Linked DNA regions of Homo sapiens: region 1 is linked to region 2. The links are chromatin contacts, found by Hi-C in ENCODE. All regions are on one chromosome and are shown on one strand. Each heading gives the region's core, a stretch centred on a gene start or an enhancer-like site at or near the end of the contact. The rest is flanking DNA. Distances are from core to core; before and after follow the strand shown. Region 1 holds the start of PLEKHB1 (pleckstrin homology domain containing B1). Region 2 holds the start of CLPB (ClpB family mitochondrial disaggregase).

Region 1 (6,511 bases), core at 4,012-6,511, 1.2 Mb after region 2:
CGCGCCGTTGCATTCCAGCCTGGGAAACAAAGCAAGACACTGTCTCAAAAAAACAAAAACCAAAGAATAAAGAAAACAGTGATTAAACTTGAGCTTCTAGAAGTCCTTATTCATCTGATGATCCAGATGGAGTATTGTTCAGGTAACATTTTCACCACCTCCCATCTCTAGACATGGGGTACCGTTTCCTCTAGACGGGAGGCTCTCAACACCCTCCCCTCAGATCTCCTTGTCTGCCAGGCCTTCCTCCTTCATTCCCAAACCTGGTGTTTCCAATTGATTCAAATTGGGAGTTAATGGAAGGAAGACATCCTCTTCTTCCCTGCATTAGTCAGGGCTCTCCGGAGCAACAGAAATAGTAGGAGATATATACATATACAAAGAGATTTATTTTAAGGGATTGGCTTATATGATTGAGGGGGCTGGCAAGTCTAAAATCTGCAGAGCAAGCTGGAAACTCTCAGGCTGGGGCTGAGGCTACAGTTCAATCCACAGGCAGAATTTCTTCCTTCTCAGGGAAACCTGTTTTGCTTGTTAGACCCTTCAACTGATTGGTGAGGCCCACCAATTATCAAAGATAATTTCCTTTACTTAACTTCAAATGATTGTATAGGTCAACCAAATCTACACAATATTTTTACAGCAACACCTAGATTAGTGTGTTAGATTGAGTAACTGGGGACTATAGCCTAGCCAGGTTGACACATAAAACTAACCATTACACTTCCTGGCTGGAGTGCAGTGGTGCATTCCATCTCCTGAGCTCAAGCGATCCTACCACCTCAGCCTCCTTCGTAGCTGGGACCACAGGTGCATACCACCACGCCCTAGCCTTAAAAAAAATTAGAAAAATATTTTATTAGTTTTAAAAACTTTTTACATCTCAACAACAAAAGCCAAATAACCCAATTAAAAAATGGACAAAAGATTAGAATAAACATTTCCCCAAAGAAGGTATACAAATGTCTAATAAGCACATGAAAAGATAACCAACATTGCCAGGCGCGGTGGCTCACGCCTGTAATCCCAGCACTTTGGGAGGCCGAGGTGGGCGGATCACAAGGTTAGGAGTTCGAGACCATCCTGGCTAACATGGTGAAACCCCATCTCTATTAAAAAATACAAAAAATTAGCCGGGCGCGATGGCGGGCGCCTGTAGTCCCAACTACTCAGGAGGCTGAGGCAGGAGAATGGCGTGAACCCAGGAGGCGGAGCTTGCAGTGAGCTGAGATCGCACCACTGCACTTCAGCCTGGGCTGAACAGAGCGAGACTCCGTCTCAAAAAAAAAAAAAACAAGATAACCAACATCATTCGTCATTAGGGTAATGCAAATAAAAAACACAAGGAGTGAATACTTAAGACAGACAATAACAAGTGTTGGCTAGGACATAGAAATATCGGAACTCTTAGAGGTTGTTGATGGGCGTGTAAAATGGTGCAATCACTTTGAAAATAATTTGACAGTTCCTCAGAATGTTAAACGTAGAGTTACCACATGACCCAGAAATTTCACACCCAAGAGAAAATAAAGCATATATATGTCCACACAAAAATGTGTACACAAATGTTCACAGCAGTATTATAATAGCTAAAGAGTAGAAATCACCCAAATATCTATCAACCAATGAATAGATAAATAAAACACGATATATCCATAAAATAGAATATTATTCATCAGTAAGAAGGAATGGGCCAGGCGCAGTGGCTCAGGCCTGTAATCCTAGCAGTTTGGGAAGCTGAGGAAGGAGGGCTGCTTGAGCCTAGGAGATGGAGACAAGCCTGGGCAACATAGCGAGACTCGGTCTCTGCCAAAAATACAAAAATTAGCCAGGTGTGATAGCATGTGCCTGTAGTCCCAGCTACTTGGGAGGCTGAGGTGGGAGGATTGCTTGAGCCAGAGAGGTTGAGGCTACAGTGAGATCGCACCATTGCACTCCAGCCTGGGTGACAGAGTAAGACCTTGTCTGAAAACAAAAACAAAAACAAAAACAAAAAACAAGGAATGAAATACTGATAACATGCTACAACCTGGATAAACTTTGAAAACATTATGCTAAGTGAAAGAAGCCAGTCACAAAGGGTCACACATTGCATGATTCCATTTATTTTTTAAAACTATTTATTTATTTAGAAACAAGGTCTCACTCTGTCACTGAGTCTGGAGTACAGCAGTGCAGTAACAGCTCACTATAACCTCAAACTCCTGGCCTCAAGAGATCCTCCTGCCTTCACCTCCCAAATCACTGGGATTATAGGTGTGAGCCAACTGCGCCTGGCCCATGATTCCATTTATATGAAATGGCCAGAATAGGCAAATCTGTACAGAAAGAAAGCAGATTAATTTTGCCAGGGACTTGGGGGGAAGACAGATTGGGAGTAACTGCTAAAGACTATAGGGTTTCTTTTCTTTTCTTTTTTTTTTTTTTTTTGAGATGGAGACTCGCTCTGTAGCCAGGCTGGAGTGCAATGGTGTGATCTCGGCTCACTGTAACCTCTGCTTCTCGGGTTCAAGTGATTCTCCTGCCTCAGCCTCCTGAGTAGCTGGGATTACAGGTGCGCGCCACCACGCCCAGCTAATTTTTGCATTTTTAGTAGAGACAGGGTCTCACCATGTTGGACAGGCTGGTCTCGAACTCCTGACCTCAGGTGATCCGCCACCCTTGGCCTCCCAAAGTGCTGGAATTACAGGCGTGAACTACCATGTCTGGCCTAGGGTTTCTTTTTAGGGTGATAAAAATGTTCTGAAGGCCAGGTGCGGTGGCTCACACCTGTAATCCCAGCACTTTGGGAGGCCGAGGCGGGCAGATCACGAGCTCAAGAGATCGAGACCATCCTGGCCAACATGGTGAAACTCCATCTCTAAAAATACAAAAATTAGCTGGGCATGGTGGTGCACGCTTGTAGTCCTAGCTACTCGGGAGGCTGAGGCAGGAGAATCACTTGAACCTGTGAGGCGGAGGTTGCAGTGAGCCGAGATCACACCACTGCACTCCAGCCTGGTGACAGGGCAAGACTCCATCAAAAAAAAAAAAAAAAATACCCACTGAATTTTTTACTTTAAAAGGGTGAATTTTATGGTAGGTGAATTACATCTCACTAAAATTATCACTTTGGCCGGGCGCAGTGGCTCACGCCTGTAATCCCGCTCTCAGGGAGGCAAGAGGCGGGAGGATAGCTTGAGCCCAGGAGTTCGAGACCTGCCTGGGCAATATGGCGAGACCCCGTTCTCCAGAAAAAGGAAAAAAAAAAAAAGACAAAAAAAAGCGTAAAATTATCACTTTAAAGTGTTTTCTTTTCTTTTTTTTTTTTTTTTTTTTTGAGACGGAGTTTAGCTCTTGTTGTCCAGGTTGGAGTGCAGTGGTGAAATCTCGGCTCACCACAATCTCTGCCTCCCGGTTCAAGCAATTCTCCCGCCTCAGCCTCCCTAGTAGCTGGGATTACAGGCATGTGCCACCACACCCAGCTAATTTTGTATTTTTAGTAGAGATGGGGTTTCTCCATATTGGTCAGGCTGGTCTCGAACTCCCGATCTCAGGTGATCTGCCCGCCTTGGCCTCCCAAAGTGCTGGGATTACAGGCATGAGCCACAGCGCCCGGCCATTTAAAATGTTTTCATAAGCACTTTTACTTTTGCTCAAATTGCATCTTGATATAAACTTCAAGTTTTTTAAAATAAAGATAATATAAATTATTCTCATTATATTATACTCTCTAGAAAATGTAAGTAGTAAATTTGAATTTGATGAGCCAGTCCACTATTTCCTAAACAATGTATTATCTGTGGGCTGTTCATTCACCAGGGACACTTGAAATGGCAAAATCTTTTCCTCTCTGCCAATGGTTCTGTGCACCATAGCCACAAAGAAATGTAAAAGTTACTTGTTGGCTTATTAGTCTCAATAAGTTTTAGTTGATTGAACAAACAAAGTCTCTCACAGCCAGGACTGCTGCGGCTGGAATTCCTGACATACTGTCATACCTCTCACTCGTCAATCTACACTCTCCTCCCATCTACACAGCTCTGGAAATTAAAAACAATCCAACCATGACTATCATGGCTTCAGAGGTCTATGAACTCCCAGGAATTATACGCAGATTTTTTCCTGAGGACAGTCTACACTTCCTTATTGGCTTCTCAAAGAGGGTCACTGACCAGCTTTTAGAGACATGGGCCAAGTCCGGCTACGTTTAGATTCGGTAGTAGTGTCTGTGGTTTTAGTTTGCCACGTCCTTTCCTCTTTTTTTCGTCATAGTGCCCGCTCTTTGGGAGGTAGGGGAGAGTCTTCCCCTGAAGTCTCCACTGCTGCTGGAGAACCTTCCTTTTTCATCTGGTTGCTAAATCCAGAGAATGAAATCTAGGAGATGATTGCACCGTCCCCGCCCCTCAACATGAAGGATGCCCCACTGCCCATCGGGGAGGGGAGCAGGGAGAGCTGGAGAGAGGCTGGGTCGGGGCAGGACCCAGGCGCAGATCCTCCGAGGCCAGCTGCAGCCCTACCTACCTGCCTTCCCGTCTTTCCCCTCCCTTCTTTTCTCCTTCTGTCTTTCCTTCCTTCCATATCTCTTTCCTTGCCTCTTTCCCCCTCCCACTGCTTCCTTTCTTCCTTCCACTGTGGAGGTGGAAAATTTAGCTAGGAGAAGCTGGGACTGGGACGTTCCAGGAACCAGACAGAGAGTGAGTTAAAGGCACAGAGATGAAAACGCGGTATGGGAGAGCTGGTTCTTGAGTCGGCTAAGAGGGGATGAACTCAATGGTTAATAGGATTGGCCATGGCGAATCCCTCAGCAGGGCACGCACCGCACAAAGGGCCGAGGAGCGAGGGTAGCTCGAGGTCAGGATTACAGAGACTCAGGAGCAAGAGAGGAAGGCTTAAAGAGCCAGACTGCGCAGCCAGGACTGGGGTGATGGGCGCTGTCCTGCCAGGCCAAAGAATGAAGATGTAGCCCCGCCCCCAACCTAGGGAGGAGGACCAGCCCGGTTCCTGTCCTGCCCCCGCAACCTCGCCCCGATTCCACTCCGGGAACCTCGGCGATGCTGAGCCAAGACCACTTCTGAATCAGGGATGACTTGTCTAGTGAACCTAGGGTCAGAGCCATCAGTTGGAAAGGCTGGGAGGAGCCTGGAGAAAGAGGGCGACCTTCCTTGGGATCTGTGCGCTCCCTCCTTGCCTCCCCCTCCAGCCTCCCACTTGGTAGCACCTTCCTGATCCCCTTATCTCTAAGGCGCTCAGGGAAATGCCCCGCTGCGGGAGCCTTCTGGGAAATGCTGCCCTGGCCACCCAGGAACCATGAGCCCTGCAGCCCCGGTAAGGAAGAGTTCTCTGGGACAGGAGGAAGGGCCCAGGGCAGGGTGGGCACCCTTGCCACATAGGGGACGGGACAGAAGTCTTTTAGGCCCTGACATCCTCTGGTCTCTGAATGACATCCTGTGGCTGCTGGTAGGTGAGGGTTTGCGGGGCTGAGCTATTGAAGGAAATGATCACAGTCCGAGGTGATAGATACAGAAAGTCTTCCTTTCTCCAGGTGGGCTCCCGCCAGTCCATTCTTCACTGTGCCCTAGAGGGGCCTTTCCGACCCCCTAATCACACACCTCACTCCTCATCTTGAAACTCCCACCCCCAGCTCCAGTCACTGCGTCCTAACATCCAAGCTCTCCGCCTGTCATGCAAGGCCTCTGTGCTATTTCTTTCCAAACCCTGCAGCTCTATCGCCTGACACTCCCGATGCCCTCCCCACCCCTGCGCTTTATGTTCTAGACACACGGAAATGCTGGGCACTCTTCAACATCCTGACAGTATTCATAGGGGAAATTTCGGGTCGCCTAGGAAACTGCCCCTCATCCTCCAAGGCCCCTTTCAGCCTCCTCTGGGAAGCCTTCCTGAACCCCTTGAGAAAAGTCAGGCTCATCTTTTCCATTGTTAAATCACACCTTGTGCTCCAATTGTGTGTTTCCATGTAATCTCCCTCACTAGACTGGAAGCTGGGGATGGAAAGGGGAAGCATCAAAAAAACATGCAAAACTAGGAGCTTGGCTTCTCCTTGCAACTTTACTTTTTCTTTTTTTCTAGGAACTGAGTTCAATGATTCTTAAGAAAAAGTATTTCATGATAAATGAGTGAACAAATGTCTTAATAGAAAAGTAAAATTGCAGGCGGGGCTGCTTCTGCCCAGCTCTACAGGGGTAGACTACAAGTCCCAGTACGCCTCGGGTCAGCATCTCTTCACGTCACTCCCCCTCCCTGGGGTGGGCAGGTCCGGAGGGCGGGGCCCGGGGGCAGCTGGGCTCTCAGGCGCTGCGGGAGGAGAGAAATGCCCCAGGCTCTCCGGGGCACACAAAGCGCAGGCGCAGCGGGTTGGGTGGCAGCAGCATCGAGTAGCGGCCGCTTAGGCAGCAACATCCGCAACAAGTGTAGACAAGGTGGGTGCATCAAGGGGAGGGGCTGGAAAAGGAGTCTGCACCTGACCCTCTTGTCTGATCTGTGTCAAGACCGTGGAGAGGGGAGGGAGCGG
Region 2 (6,668 bases), core at 2,180-4,679:
AAAAGCAACGCTAGCTAAGTGCGTCTGGCCTGGTCTGGGCAGCCTGCAGGCTGTTGCCACCACCTTGTGGCCATAAAGAAAATTGGACTGACTCAGAAAAACTCAAAAGTCAACAGGAGAGGCACAATCTTTTCAAATAGCTCAATACCAGGTACATGGAGCCCTCTGTGCCCAGCCTGGTTCTGAGCTACACTGCTGGGCAGTGGGCGGATTCATAGCCAGCCCTGACTCAGGGAACTCTCAGTCCAGCCAAAAGACTCACTCATGAGCAAATGCACTGGAGTAGAGTGAAAGAGCAGGATCTGGAGACAGTCAGACCTGGGGTCTAGCCCAGCTCTGTCGCTTATTTGCTGTATAACCTAGCCCACCTATCTAACCTCCTGAGCCTTAGTTTCCTTATCTGTACAATACACCTTATCATGCATATGAAAGCCAGTCCTGTGGTTCAGACATTGATGCCTCCTGGCCTAGATTCCAGGGACAGGTCCTTTCTACTTACCTTACCGGATGTACCTAAAGCACATACCCAAGCATGGCTCAGACAGCCACCAGCTGGGAGGGGATCAAGCCTTCCTTAGAGATGGCTATATCCACTCTCCCTTCACTCTGCAGAAAAAAATGTGGCTTCTACAAGGTTACAGAGTGAGGAATGAGCTAAGAACCAGGGCCTCCTGGCTTCTAAAAGGGTTCAGTTTCTACCACACTGCACTGAGGGTCAAAACTCTAAGTCAGGGGACAGGGTAGCTGGCAAGTCAGTTCCAGCAGGAACTGGTCACGGCTTTGACCATTATCTATTTTGGTAAATAGACCCTGGTATTCTTGCTGGAGTTCATAGGCCATAAAGTCCAGTTGGGAACCCCCAGGAACTTCTTAGGCAAGACCTCACCAAATACACTGGACTCAGAACATTCCCTGCTCATGAACCTTCCATAACTCTCCACTGCCTACAGAAGAAATTCCAACACCCTCACCTACCCCACCCCTGACTGGCATCCAGGCCCCACTCCATCTGCTCTCATCTAATTCCAAAGACCTTATCCTCCAACCAAGCTGGCTGCTCTGCTGGCCCCTGCACACACCATGGTGCCCCGAAACTGTTATTTCCATTCCCTGAAGCCTTTGCATGGAATATAATCCAACTCTCACACATTTACTGAGCACCTACTAAGTTCCAGACACTGTGGTGGGCAAATGATGTCTAGGTATTCGGGAAAGTTGCTAGTATAACCTGAAAAAACAAAAGAGAAGATACATTTCCTGCTCTCATGGGGCTCAAAAGATCACTCCCCTTTCCGTTTCTACTTCATCCTTCAGAACTCAAGTTCAAATTTCCCATCCTCTGGGGTCTCCAATACTCCAGAAAGGCTTTCCTGACCCTACTGGCCCTCTGATCCCCCAACGACACATAGCACCACTCACCAGCCCTACATTCCAACTGCCTGCACTGTCCCCTTGACTGATTTTGTGTTAAGTTAGGACTTCCCACACACCTAGCCTAAAACTAGACACACAGTGGGTACCCCCAAAAATGCTGGAAGTTATAGGATTACAACATGCCTAAGCTCGATGCCCTTAGTGTCTATTTCAAAACCCTCATTTTGTAGATGAGGAAACAGAGGACCCGTGAGGAGAAGCAAAAGTCCAAATTCACAATGAGAGTTAGACACAGAACCAAAACAAGATCCCCAGTGTTGTCTCTCCCAGACCAAAGTCCTTCCTTTACAATTGGCCACATCAAACGAATCAAAGTCAAGGCACTCCCTACTCCCCAACTCTTGCTCCAAATTCTCAGAGCTTGGGGTGCATGGAATCTATGGACACCATGCCTCAGTCTTTCTTCTTGAGGAACAACTAAGAACCTGAATGGCTGGACTCACATAGGTCATCAGTCTGGCTCTCTGTCCACTCTCTCAGCTGCTGCTTAGCTCCCCGGATCCAAATGAGATGCTAATCGGGATCAGCCAGTCCCCCAGCAGTTGCCCTTGGGCCTCCAGGAATCCACCTTCCTTCTCCTGCCAACTATCCCACATGGCAAGATCACCTCACAGCATGTGAGACCAGACACAGCAAAATCCTGAGACTGACAGACTCAGGCCGCTGAACTCCAAAAAGAGTCAAAATAACAGTACTGTAAAAATGTTGGGAAACTATCCTTCACTATATAAATAAAGAAATTGGTCAGACGCGGTGGCTCACGCCTGTAATCCCAGTACTTTGGGAGGCCAAGGCGGGTGGATCAGGAGGTCAAGAGATCGAGACCATCCTGACCAACAACTAAAAATACAAAAATTAGCTGGGTGTGGTGGCCCGCACCTGTAGTCCCAGCTACTTGGGAGGCTAAGGCAGGAGAATAGCTTGAACCCGGGAGGCGGAGGTTGCAGTGGGCCGAGATTGCGCCACTGCACTCCAGCTTGGCGACAGAGCAAGACTCCATCTCAGAAATAAATAAATAAATAAATAAATAAATAAATAAATAAATAAATAAATAAATTGAGGTCAAGCTGGCATTAGAACCGAGTCAGGTTGTTCCTGACTCTGGCACCTTTGGTGGCGGGGGGTAGGGGGGAGCGGTTTGGCAACTTCTCTAAACCATCTGGCGGTTGCCCTTAAAACACCCCATAATTTCCGTTTCCTGGAGATCTCAGGAAAGAGGAATTGGACCAGGCAGAATATGAGAAACATAAGGGGACCATGCTATAATATTAGATGTTTAGTCCAATATCCCCATTGTACAGATGGATAAAATGATGCCCAGAGAGGGGAAGCGGATCTATGGTACGAGATTATACAACTCCGAGGTGATGAGGTCTCTAGGGCAACACCCTGCCCCTGTAACCAGATGATGTCTGAGTCCCTCCAAGACTTAGGCTCTAAGGATCTAAACCTATAAGTACCTCCCACCCTCCTAAGATACGAAGTTAGGACAATCTTCCCGCCTCTCCCTTCCTCAAACCCAGATCTCATAATCACCCTTGTTGGACGGACTCTTGCTGTAGCAATGAACCACCAGCGCTGCGGCCAGGGCGCACATGCCCAGTCCGGCCCTGCTGGGGACCCCGTTCCAGCTGTCCTGTCCTGGGAGTGTTTCTTCGGGACCAGGAAGGCGTCCCCAAGTGGCAGCCGCGAGGCATTTGGTATCGAAGCGTCCTCCCTGGCGCCCCCCGGTGGCTGCCCCACGTCCGGAGAACAAGGCCGGCGATGTTCCAGGGCGCCCCCCGGTGGCTACCCTCAGCCACTGCGGCTCCCCGAGACTCCCAGTAGTCACATTCCGGCCGGAAGCACCTCCATGGCCCCGGAGCGTTGGGGACCTGAGCAGCCGGAGGAGTAGCCGTGGCGCCAGTGCTTTTCTCCTCAACACCAGGGACCCCAGCATCTTGACAGCTGCTTCGATAACCCCGTGGTGCCGGCCCCTGTGCTGACCACGTCCAACATGGCTGCCGCGGCGCGTTCGAAGACGCCGCGAACAGGGTGGAGTTGCGCACTACCTCACGGGAGAGGTAGTCCACAGCCCTAAGCCTTTCCCCAGCTGGAGAATAAATAAACTACGTTTCCCAGAAGGCTGTGGGATTGCGTCACAATGACTGCGGGATTATAGAAGCCCGGGGCATATTGGGAAATAGAGTTCGGGTGAAGGGGCGTGGCGATTAGAGTTAAAGATTAGAATCCCAAGACTTCTTTCCTAGTTTAGTTGAAGCACACGACACACTTTTTTTTTTTTTTTTTTTTTGAGACGGAGTCTCGCTCTGTCTCACAGGCCGGAGTGCCGTGGCGCGATCTCGGCTCACTGCAACCTTCGTCTCCTGTGTTCAAGCAATTCTCCTACCTCAGTCTCCCGAGTAGCTGGGATTACAGGCGCCCGCCACCATGCCCAGCTAATTTTTGTATTTTTAGTGGAAACGGGGTTTCACCACGTTGGCCAGGCTGGTCTCTAACTCCTGACCTCAGGCGATCCGCCCGCCTCGGCCTCCCAAAATGCTGGGGTTACAAGCGTGAGCCACCGCGCCCGGCCCACAATTTTTGACTGGTGTAAATTACCCAAGAATCTTCAGCAGAGGCATATTATGAAACTTATGCTTATTTAGTTTAGCCTATCTCTTTTTTCAGCCTGGGCGGCCTTTCAAAAAGATGTTTAGGGTAACTACTGCACCTGAGATAGGAATACATTTTATTTGAAGAGTTGACTTCCGGTCTTTTTTTTTTTTTTTTTTTTGAGACAGAATCTCACTCTGCCGCCCAAACTGGAGTGCAGTGGCGCCATCTCGGCTCACTGCAACCTCCGTCTCCCTGGTCCAAGCGATTCTCCCACCTCAGCCTACCGAGTAGCTGGGATTACAGGCACGCACCACCACGCTTGGCTAATTTTTGTATTTTTAGTAGTAGAGACGGGGTTTCACCATGTTGGCCAGGCTGGTCTCCAACTCCTGACCTCAAGCGACCCACCTGCCTCAGCCTCCCTAAGTACTGGGATTACTGGCGTGAGCCACTGCGCCTGGCCCTGATTGTGTTATTTTTAAAGGGCTTTCAAGTGGGTCATCTCATCTGATCCTCATGGCAGCTGTGTGTGAGAAGCTGGGCAAGAACTGTTATTCCCGTCTACAGTGAAGGGAATTGAGGCTCAAAGGTGAAAAGATTTGCCAGTAAATCACCTGGAGTAAAGTAATGCTCAGGTCTTCTGATTTTGAGCATATAGTTTCCATTAACACCTGCACTCCCATCCCGCCCCCTCTTTTCCAAACTGAACCCATAGGTAGGCAAAGGAGGAAGTTCTTCTTTGTGCCAGTTCTGTTTCTTCCAAGTCTTGTACGTCTGCTCAGACTTCACATGATCAGAGTCTTCCCTGACCATTCTGGTTAAAATAGTAATCCTACGCACCCCATCCTAATTTTCCTTCACAGCATTTATCACCATCTGACATACTACATTTTTATTGTCTTTCTCCACTACAGCATGAGCCCCATGAGACAAGGACTTTGTTTTTTCACTTTTATATCACTAGCACTCAGAACAATGTCTGGAACAAAAGAGGCACTCAGTTTTTTTATTTTTATGTATTTATTTATTTATTGAAGCAGAGTCTTGCTCTGTCGCCCAGGCTGCAGTGCAGTGGCACGATCTCAGCTCACTGCAAGCTCAGCCTCCTGTGTTCACGCCATTCTTCTGCCTCAGCCTCCCGAGTAGCTGGGACTACAGGCTCCCGCCACCATGCTCGGCTAATTTTTTTGTATTTTTAGTAGAGACGGGGTTTCACTGTATTAGTCAGGATGGTCTCGATCTCCTGACCTCGTGATCCACCTGCCTCGGCCTCCTAAAGTGCTGGGATTACAGGTGTGAGCCACCGCGCCCGGCCTGAGGCACTCAAATATTTTTTTCAGTGAATGGATTACTCTCACCTTATTAGTGTTGGAGAGTACTTGAGCTTTGGCATTCAGGCAGACGTGGATTTTAATTTTGACTCTTGCATTTATATGGGTGACCTTGGACAAACTCCCTTTACCTCTCTGGTAGTTAATTACTCATTGTTGAAGATATCAATTCCTGCCTTCAAGATGATTGCTTGTATTAAATAAGATAATATGTAGAAAGCCCCTAACACTGTCCCTGGCTCACAGTAGGTCTTCAAGAAATGGTAGCTATCATTGTATATTCTCTGCTCTGTGTATTCTACACTTCCTCCAGGCAAAGATGGAACTTCTCATTTCCACATCCGTTAGTAAGACAGGAATGAATGAGCGACTTTTTTGGTTTTTTTTGAGACAGGGTCACGCTCTGTTACACAGGCTGGAGTACAGTTGTTACTGCAACCTGAAACCTCCTGGGCTCAAGGGATCATCCCACCACCTCAGCCTCCTGAGTAGCTGGGACCACAGCTGGCACCACTACACCTAGCTAATTTTTTGTTATTATTATTATTATTATTATTTGGGTAGAGACTAGGTCTCGCTATGATGCCCAAGCTGGTCTGAACTCCTGGGCTCAAGCAGTCCTCCTGCCTCAGCCTCCTAAAGTGCTGGGATTACAGGCGTGAGCCACTGCGCCTGGCTTTAATAACTTTTTTTTTTTTTTGAGATGGAGTTTTGCTCTTGTTGCCCAGGCTGGAGTGCAATGGCGCGATCTTGACTCACCGCAACCTCCGCCTCCCAGGTTCAAGCGCTTTTCTTGCCTCAGCCTCCCGAGTAGCTAGGATTACAGGCATGTGTCACCACACCTGGCTAATTTTTTTTGTATTTTTAGTAGAGACGGGGTTTTACATGTTGGTCAGGCTGGTCTCAAACTCCCAACCTCAGATGATCCACCTGCCTTGGCCTCCCAGAGTGCTGGGATTACAGGCGTGAGCCACCGTGCCCAGCCTTGAATAACTATTTTTAAATCATTTTTAAAGCACTCAATAATGAAAGCATTTTGACCTTTCTGTTTTGAGAGATTTTCAGCACATATTATTTTGTTAACCACCCCATTCACTATAGCAACTTCACCTTCCCTGTATTCTTGAAACATTTCTGTCTCCCAACTTAGGGTGGTCACAGCAGGAAGAGCAGTCTCCGAAAGCTCCCATTACCAGATGCAGAGTTCAAACCCTCTCACTGCAGACACATCCCAGGGCCCTTCAGTTTACTTAGCAATGCATAATTTTCAAAGCACTTCCCCATTGATTTTCTTATTTTATTTTC

The links. Hi-C counts contacts between places; a loop is a spot of excess contacts on that map. Pooled maps may share reads with other maps.
Region 1: a loop to region 2 is called in a pooled map, with 26 times the contacts of the local background. The contact joins the promoter of PLEKHB1 here to the promoter of CLPB in region 2. A Hi-C loop is called at or near these places in 6 of 50 pooled maps.

Annotation. Positions count from the first base shown.
Region 1 is chr11:73,641,320-73,647,830 of GRCh38, forward strand. PLEKHB1 (pleckstrin homology domain containing B1) reads left to right here and starts at 5,262. Exons shown (of 8, transcript NM_021200.3): 1 at 5,262-5,307. The coding sequence starts at 5,290. RefSeq lists enhancers at 4,827-5,745, 6,381-6,511 and a silencer at 6,121-6,340.
Region 2 is chr11:72,431,102-72,437,769 of GRCh38, forward strand. CLPB (ClpB family mitochondrial disaggregase) reads right to left here and starts at 3,430. Exons shown (of 16, transcript NM_001258392.3): 1 at 2,971-3,430. The coding sequence starts at 3,373. RefSeq lists enhancers at 3,052-3,511, 3,575-4,381 and a silencer at 5,793-5,842.